Regions from separate parts of the Mus musculus genome. Here region 2 is linked to region 1. The links are chromatin loops, found by intact Hi-C in ENCODE. Cell type or tissue: left cerebral cortex. All regions are shown on one strand. Region 1 has its middle 13 kb from the start of Gm35404. Region 2 overlaps Wif1 (Wnt inhibitory factor 1).

Region 1 (4,000 bases):
TAATGTTTTCTCTTTTCAACGAAGCGTGCGCATGCTTTCTTCTATCCACCCATGTGGGGAAAGTACATGTAATTATCCATCTACGTGCATATTCATTATGTATCCTGGAGGAACTGCTGTATGCGAGGGAAGGACTTAGCTCTGTGATAAGCAGGCCTTATACACTCTGTGGAACTTCATTTTGGTGGCAAGCAGAAGAGAAGGACACTCTCCTCATCCCAACACGTTTGCAAAGCAGCGACATTGAATGCTCTGGATACATCAGAGAGTGTGATGTCATCTGGTCTTCAGAAATGAGGAGGCCCTGGCAGATGGGATCAGGAGATAGCCGTGTGGAGCTGGGAGGGGAAAGAAACTCCACGTAGACTTAGGAGCCTGCGCAAGTTGACAGGATGAGACCAGAAGCTCATTAAAAGGGAAAGAAGCCCTGAGCTGTACTTAGAGATGATGGTCATGCCTGTTCCCATGGAAACTGACATGTCAGCTGAGCTTTGCCCTATAAGTGAAGATCTGTGTGATTGCTTGAGACATTTCTGCAGCAAAGATTTTTGCCCCTAGTACCAAGGGCTTTCCTTTCCTGCCAAATTGCCACTCTTCCCTTCTTGCAATCTTGGCAGTATCTGTGACAGTTGTTGTTGTTGCTGCTGCTGTTTTTGGCAGCTTGACACAAACTAGAATCATTAGGGAAGAGGGAACTCAACTGAGGGACTGTCTCTACCAAATTTCCTGTAGGGCATCTTCTTGCTTAATGATTGACGTGGGAGTGCCCAGCCTAGTATGGGCTGGCGTTCCTGGGGATGTCTAAGGAAGTAAGACTGAACAAGCAATGGAGAGCAAGCCAGTAAGCAGCATTCATCTGTGGTCTCTGCCTCAGTTCCTGCTTCCGGGTTCCTGTCTGTGTTCCTGCTCTGACATCCCTCCGTGATGGATAGTAATGGGGAACTGTAAGCCAAACTGGCTTTGGTCAGTGTTTTGTAACAGCCATAAAAAGCACACTAAGACAGTATCTAAGGTGAAGGGAAGGTTGAATGAGTTCTTTGAGATTTCATGTCTAAATTAGTAAAAGCCAGGGGTGGGGTGTTGGTGTACTAAATGTCCTCGTCATTCTCTCCTGAAGGTGTGTAGGCCTGAGTTTACACCCTGTTTGCACACCAGTTGCCTGACCTTGGGCAAGGCATGCACTCCCCTTGGAGTCTGAGTTGCTTGTCTAAAATCAATACGGAGCAGTACCTATCTTGGAGTACTTTGGTGGAACGTGGTGCTAGGTGCAGAGAGAAATGGAGTCTTTTGAATTGACTGGTCTGCAGGATTCGTATCCTTCACTCACAGGAGAGGGAGGTGGTGACTGTGCAATTGTGTTTCTAGCTGAGGAAGGTTGGTTGAAGTTGAATAATAAACACATGAGGCAGCCACAACTACCCCCTGAGAAAGGCCAGTTGTGTCCTATATTGTGTGTTGTGAGAGAACAATAGAGAGAGTTGCTAGGCTCTGTGTCTCCCTCTACAAAGCAAGGGCAGGATGAAATACAGAGTTCGATCCCATCAAGGGTTCCAGAGTGGCTATAACTCTGGTAGAGTGTGTGTTTAGCATGCACAAGGCCCTGGGTTTGGTCTTCGCCCCAAACTGACCAAACCACCAAACAAAACCATCCTGCAACATGTCATGCATTCAGTGTTCAGAATATGACTCCACCAGGGACTATTACTGATAAAGGTACTGAACTCTAAACTCTGGTTACACAGTAGAGCATCTAGGATGCTTTCCACACTTTCTGATGTCCAGGCCTCATTCCAGACATGCCGAGAACTACAAGGGAGCAGTCATCTTGCGGGGCCTCGGAGTTGAAGTTACAGTAGTGGCCGCAGTAGAAGTTCTGCCTTTGGGTTCTACTTATAGCACCATTGATAGTAAATCACTGAAATGGAGAGTCCGATGTCAACAGTTAGTATTAAAAATTACCTTTGGTGAGGTTTTAAGATTTTTCAGGTTTTGCCTAGGGTGGATAATTAGATATTTTAAGAAAGAGATAGATGTCATTGCTAGTTCTTGCAGCTCTTTTACCAAAATGTTCATAGCAGAAAGATACACGTTGCCAATTATGTTTTTAATTAGGGTAGAAATGTGTGTTGAGTTCTTTCATAGAGACGCATGCTAAATCTGTTTCAGGGAATCTTGCTTCTAAGACATTTTCTTTTTACCCAATTCCAGTCTGGCTTTGGCTCCCGTTCAAGAGAAGTCACTACTACAATGAAATATTTTCTGACACTCTGTGGAAATAGAAGTCCTTGATGTGTGAGTCCTTATTGATGCCTGGATTCCTGAACGCCAACACAAACAAGACCTATTTTTTTAGAAATGAAAAATATTTCAAAATGGAAGAGGGATGTATGTCATATTTACCCCCAAAATAGCATGCTATAATGAACCCAACATGGGAGAAGTTTTAAAAGGCTCAATCCTTCATGGGAAATTCTTGTTGATTTTTACTTGACTTTAATTGGAGGGGAGGAACATAACGGTATTTTAGCATGAAAATTGCCTAATGTGTACAATTGAACTCCAGTGTGTGTGGTCCACTGAGTGAATTTCAGAGGAGAAATGTCACAAATCATACACACACACACACACACAGAGAGAGAGAGAGAGAGAGAGAGAGTATGGTAAACATTCATTCTTGTCAAAACGGATGAGATCCAAGTTCATTTTTATGTGTAAATAATATTTCTCCTCCTGAATAAATCAGAATTTATTCAACGAGGATTCTATTTCTGGATGCATAGGTTGTTTTTAAGTTTTGCATGTTAGACAACACTTTGATGACTGTCTTTGGTCCATGTAGCTTTCTTTGTCAGCATACCTATTTCCTAGAGTTGGTCCAATCCGTTCACTACGGTAGAGATTTCTGATGTGCACTGTCACATTGCACTGGAGGCTCTGTTTACATGCCTACAGAAATGATTGCACCTTACTGTACTGCTTCAGGGCTGTTACATGCAGACTTATTTGAAGTCTAAAGTAAAAAGCCTGCCTTGAGAACTTGGCCATCCCCTTCCTAACTCCCCAAGCTCAGAGTGATGGTAAAACCTGAGAGAGCACTATGCACTTGTTGATTGGACAGAGAGTGCAGGCTGGGAGGGCGAAAGGAGTCGGAGGCTGTTGACACCGAACTTAGAAGAAATGAATGATTTTGTTACTCGCCAGTGTCTCAGAACAATAAACTCTCCCCTCAAGACAAGTTAGGATTGAAAAAATGGGAAAGCTAAAAAATACCACTGAAATTCTCAGGGGCCTCTTGTTTGAGATTGGCAGTTATAAAGTGTTCCAGATGGCTCTGGCCATTCTTTTGAACCTACCTTTAGGTTATATTGAAATTTCTTCTTTATTTCACCTGTTTTGGGTTTATCGGTTAGAAAACGACCAGGTGAGTGAACCAGACCCTCCTTAAAGCGCCACTGAACGAGAGGAATTTATGTTCCGGTCAGGAATTGTATAGCATGGCTGTGTGCTCACATTTATGAGCAAGTTAAGCAGTCGGGAATTTTATATTGGGATTTATGATACAAACTCATAGCGGGCACATCGTTGAGGTAAAGCATGGGGGTTTAAAGAGGGCAAAATTCCCTGCCTACAGAACATATTTAAATTCCTGAATTGATGGGAAAAACATGTGAGGATTTTATTCTGAAAATTACTTATGAGTCCAGACGAGAGACAGGAAAACATAAATATCACCGTCCTGCCCCCTACATCCCCCCCCCCCCCCCCCCGGTAGGTAGGGAAGCCCTGGCCGTTCTCGGAGCATGTGCGCACACCAGCGTTGTATAAGAGCGTTTCATTAGACGTTTAAGCAACTCCTATCCCTATTAATTCCAGAAGGGAAGTGAAGCCTGTGTTGAGTTGGTCGGCAAGACTTCAACATTCTCTAAAAGGCTGACCTACGCCTTGTGTATCCGTTGTTCTCGCAGCTCATAAAAGCCAGCACAAAGGGCCTACCAGCTGG
Region 2 (4,000 bases), 180 kb after region 1:
AAAAAGCAAAGCAAACACCAAGTGCACACGGAAAGATGGCCTCGAACTGACTCCTCCTTCAACCTATAGTGGTCTATTAGATGGAAGGTACTCGAGCCTCAAAAAATGTTGAAGTAGAAAATATTCCCCTAAGAAGTAGCTTACTTGCTTTAAATGATAACAACATAAACACAATCTTCAGTCTTAATCAACTTCTAAGTGAAAATAGAAATTAAGATTGTTAATTATTAACAATGTTAATTCATGAGTCATTAACAAAATTAACGTGAATTTTAATGGTGGAGGGTCAAATGACTTCACTAAGTACTGTAAAACCAAACACCAAAGTATTGTGCAAGTCTGCAGGAGACCATCTGGTTGTCCGTTGGAAGAAAAAGGACTCCCTTGGACTTCGCGTCAGAGGTAAATCCTCCCAATGGCAACCCTGGAGCAATCCTGGAAACAAGCATGCTACCAGGTTTGATCGCGCTCATCTTTGGCTTCCACAAACTGGTTTATCACGACTATTTCCAGGTGGCTTGCCTGGGAGAGTTGATTTGCTCTGCCACCTAGCGATAAGGGTAGCCTTAGTCAAATCCCAGTTGAGGTTTTTGTGACAGTTGGAAGGCATAATCCACGAGGCTCAAGGACAAGTCAGGAAGTGGAGAGGACCATGCTCCATGTGCTCCGTGCTCCACAGAGTATCTCGTGGAGCACCATGCTTAGCTCACCCTCTCTACCAGCCAAGACTCCCTCCCCAGGACTTTCCCAGTGCCTTGCTCACCCTCACTTACATGATGTTAGATAGTGCATTTTGCACTGTTATTTTGGGTCATACCTGTTTCCGTACCGTACTGTGAACTTCATGAGAGCAAGCTTTACAATCAACTCACTCCAATCTTTTCAGTGTTGGTCCTAGGCTTGGGCATTAGGTAGGGCCTTAATAAATATTGAATTAAGGTCAAAAAGAAAGAAAGGGGAATGGAAAGGACATGAAGGAGTTAACCTTCAAAACTCAGTATTTCTGTCATTCATATCGCGTCTTAGCTTGAGATTCAGATTTTCAAGTGTCTTTGCCATCTGGTGTGGAAAGTACTCATGGCTTCCAATGGAATCTCATTGTCTTTGCATCTCAAATGCTCACTTCTCTAACTACACTGCCATTCACTAAGCCACCTGAAGTCATTTTCTAATCTCTTATTTTCATTAATGTCATGTGCAGCTACTGATACTGACGGAGAAGGACAAGAATTCCTCCCTCCCTCCCTCCACATCCTACCTGGGTTTTGGCTCACCTTACTTTGTGTGTGGCCACTCATCAAATAATTTCCAAAGTGGCCCCAAGCCTCCAGTCAGACTTCAGTCTATCAACCATTATCCCTCACTCAGACACCATACCGTTTACCTTTAAATTTTCAGTGACTCCCTATTCATCATCTACAAGATAATGTCAACTATGGCATGCAAATAACTATCATAACCTTTCCTAAACTTACGTTTTTAGACACGCAACCCTCAGTTTCTGTACTTTAAGCTCTAACCACTCATAGTAATCGTTACTCTGCAAATAATACAGCAATGAGTCTCACGTCTGTGTGCCTTCCCTATGGGTCCTTCATTATAGCTTGAGTGTCCATCTAACAATCCCTGCCTTGACCGCTCTGCCTACTCTGCGTCTTTCCAGATGCCACTCAGATCTTGCCTGCTTAGCAACGGCATCTCTAGAATGTACGTGCTTGTTAATTTACCTCAACGGTAGCAAAAATTCCTCTGGGGTTAAGCCCTCATAGCGCCCCCCTCAGGACATCTGTGGAAACACAGCTGGCTTGTTTGGAGCTCTCCGCTAACCAGATGAAAGAGCTTTCTCTGAACAGGGGTAGCTTTGTGCCAGAGTATAAAGGCCGAGAAGCAAAATGTGGGCTGGATTTCAGCCCGCATCCCTTTGATCAGATTCTCAAGTGCAAGGAAACATTTTATCCATGTTGACCTGGAGGACACATCACATTGTTACAATTGCCTCAGAAATGTCAGCGTCTTTGTTGTATTGATCACAATTTATGGTTCCTGTTCTCAGATACAGGAAGCATCCATGTGTTCTTTGAATTGTTGATTGTTTTGGAATGAATAGAGCAGATTTGAGGAAAGCTTCTGGAATACACAGAATGTTTTTACACTTCTAACACGCACTTGATCAGTAGCCTGACTCCTTTATATTGGCCTTTCCTATTTGTAAGATGGGGAGAGCAACACCGCCTACCTGTAATACTTTGAATGTCTAAGCTCTGCCAAGGGCTCCTGTGTTTGAACACCTGGTCCCTACCTGGTGGCCCTGTTTCAGACGCTTGTAGAACACTTGGAACTGTGGGCTAGCTAGCAGAAGTGGGTTTCGGGGGTGGGCCTTGAAGGTGGTATTTTCTTCCGGTTGCAACTCTTCTCCTCTGCTCCAGCTATGCCAAGATGGGAAGGGCTTCTGTCACCAGAGCCTCCACCAGGCCTTCTGAGCCATGAGACAAAACAAAACGTCTTCCCCTGGCTTGCTTCTTCAGGTGCTTTGTCACAATAATGACAATGGTAACTAGCCCAGTACCATAGAGGTGTTGGGAGGATCTGGTGAGAGGGGATTCGTAAACAGTCCAGGGTGTACCTGATGGAGGCTGTGGTAAGGATTGGCTTCTGTTTCTCTGGGTGTTGGGAATGAACCCAGGCCTCGTGGATACTAGATAAGCAGTGCTGTGCTACATTCTAGGTCACTAATGACTATTATTCTTGATACAGAATTTAAAAAAAAAAAGTGAATGCTTTGAAGTAGCAATAAATACAACCTTGCTAGAGGAAAGAATCCTGGAGGCTTCTAAAACTGGAGGTAGATGGTTTATTCTGTATAAAGATGTCATTATGTTCACTGACTGGAGATGCTTTCCTGTAGGGAGAGACTCACGCTGGAGACGTTGGTAGGTTCAGATAGAACCGAACCGACACTCCTGATATGTAATCACCAAAACACAAATGGGCCATGTGACCTCTCCTACAGCTCTGGTGTTTCTTGCCTTGACCAAACGCCCTGCCTCGTGTCATCTTCCATGTGCCCCTCACACCCTGAGTATTCTCTCTTCCATAGGCTAAATCCAGACTCAGGCAGAGCCCACTTCTCTCCCAGAATGCACTTCTGCAACCCCTCTGGGTCTCCCTAGGCCAGGGCTTCTGTCCTCCCTGATTGACCAGCTTCATGAACACCCTTCCCATTGCTAAGCCATGTTCCCCGAGCCCAAACCAGCTGCTTCTGCCTCTGTGTCCCCAAAGCTCTGTGTTGACAGTGCTGTTTAGTGTTTGCACTAAAGTACAAAGTTTAGGTACTTTCCTAAAGGGTCTGGGCTTGAATCCTGACTCTGCTATTTATTCGTGGAGGGATCTTGGCTCTTCTGTGACTGGGTTGCCTTATCTGTGGAAGGACAGTAATAATTAGCCATGCCTCCTTTATTTGTCCAACATAGAATTACCAACTGTGCACTGGGAGCCAGGATGCTCTGGCATCAGGAGATATACAGTAAACAAAACAGAATTCTTGCTTCCATGAGCTCACAGGGAACAGAGAGACAGACAATTAAAGCCAAATGTAACCGAGCGCCTCCATCATTCTCAGCTGAGGAGTACTCAGAGTGTAGGGGACAGTGTGGTGGCTGTTTTAGGAAAGTCTCTCCGAGGAGGGAAGGTATAAATAGGGATCAAAGTGAGAGGGACATGCAGAATTCTGCAGGAAGAACATTCTGAACAAAAGGAATTTCAGGTACAAAAGTCCTGAGGTGAGAAAGGCAGGCATTTAGGGGTGGTGTGTGTGTGTGTGTGTGTGTGTGTGTGTGTGTCTGTCTGTCTGTCTGTCTGTGTGCATGTGTCTGTGTCTATGTGTGTGTGTGTGCATGTTATGTGTATATGTGTGTGTATGTGTGTATGTGTTTGTCTGTGTGTATGTGTGTGCAAGTGCATGTGTGTGTATGTGTGTGAGTACATGTATGTGTATGTGTGT

What was found. A loop is a pair of places that touch in the nucleus more often than their neighbours do. Peaks named below come from ENCODE experiments on the same cell type or tissue, not always from the same donor. Only the 100,000 strongest peaks of a DNase experiment are listed, where the experiment ranks them.
Region 2: a loop joins it to region 1, with 2.6 times the contacts of the local background. A loop is called at or near these places in 1 of 42 quality-filtered maps.

What each region holds. Positions count from the first base shown.
Region 1 is chr10:121,228,249-121,232,248 of GRCm38, reverse strand. No RefSeq gene overlaps it. Among named protein-coding and RNA genes, the nearest start is that of Gm35404, 13 kb to the left of the region's middle. In left cerebral cortex, no CTCF peak of the experiment used is centred here; a DNase peak (open chromatin) is centred at 2,190.
Region 2 is chr10:121,045,400-121,049,399 of GRCm38, reverse strand. All of the region lies in intron 2 of Wif1 (Wnt inhibitory factor 1), which reads right to left. Among named protein-coding and RNA genes, the nearest start is that of Wif1, 13 kb to the right of the region's middle. In left cerebral cortex, a CTCF peak has its summit at 1,778 (motif pointing left); a DNase peak (open chromatin) is centred at 3,627.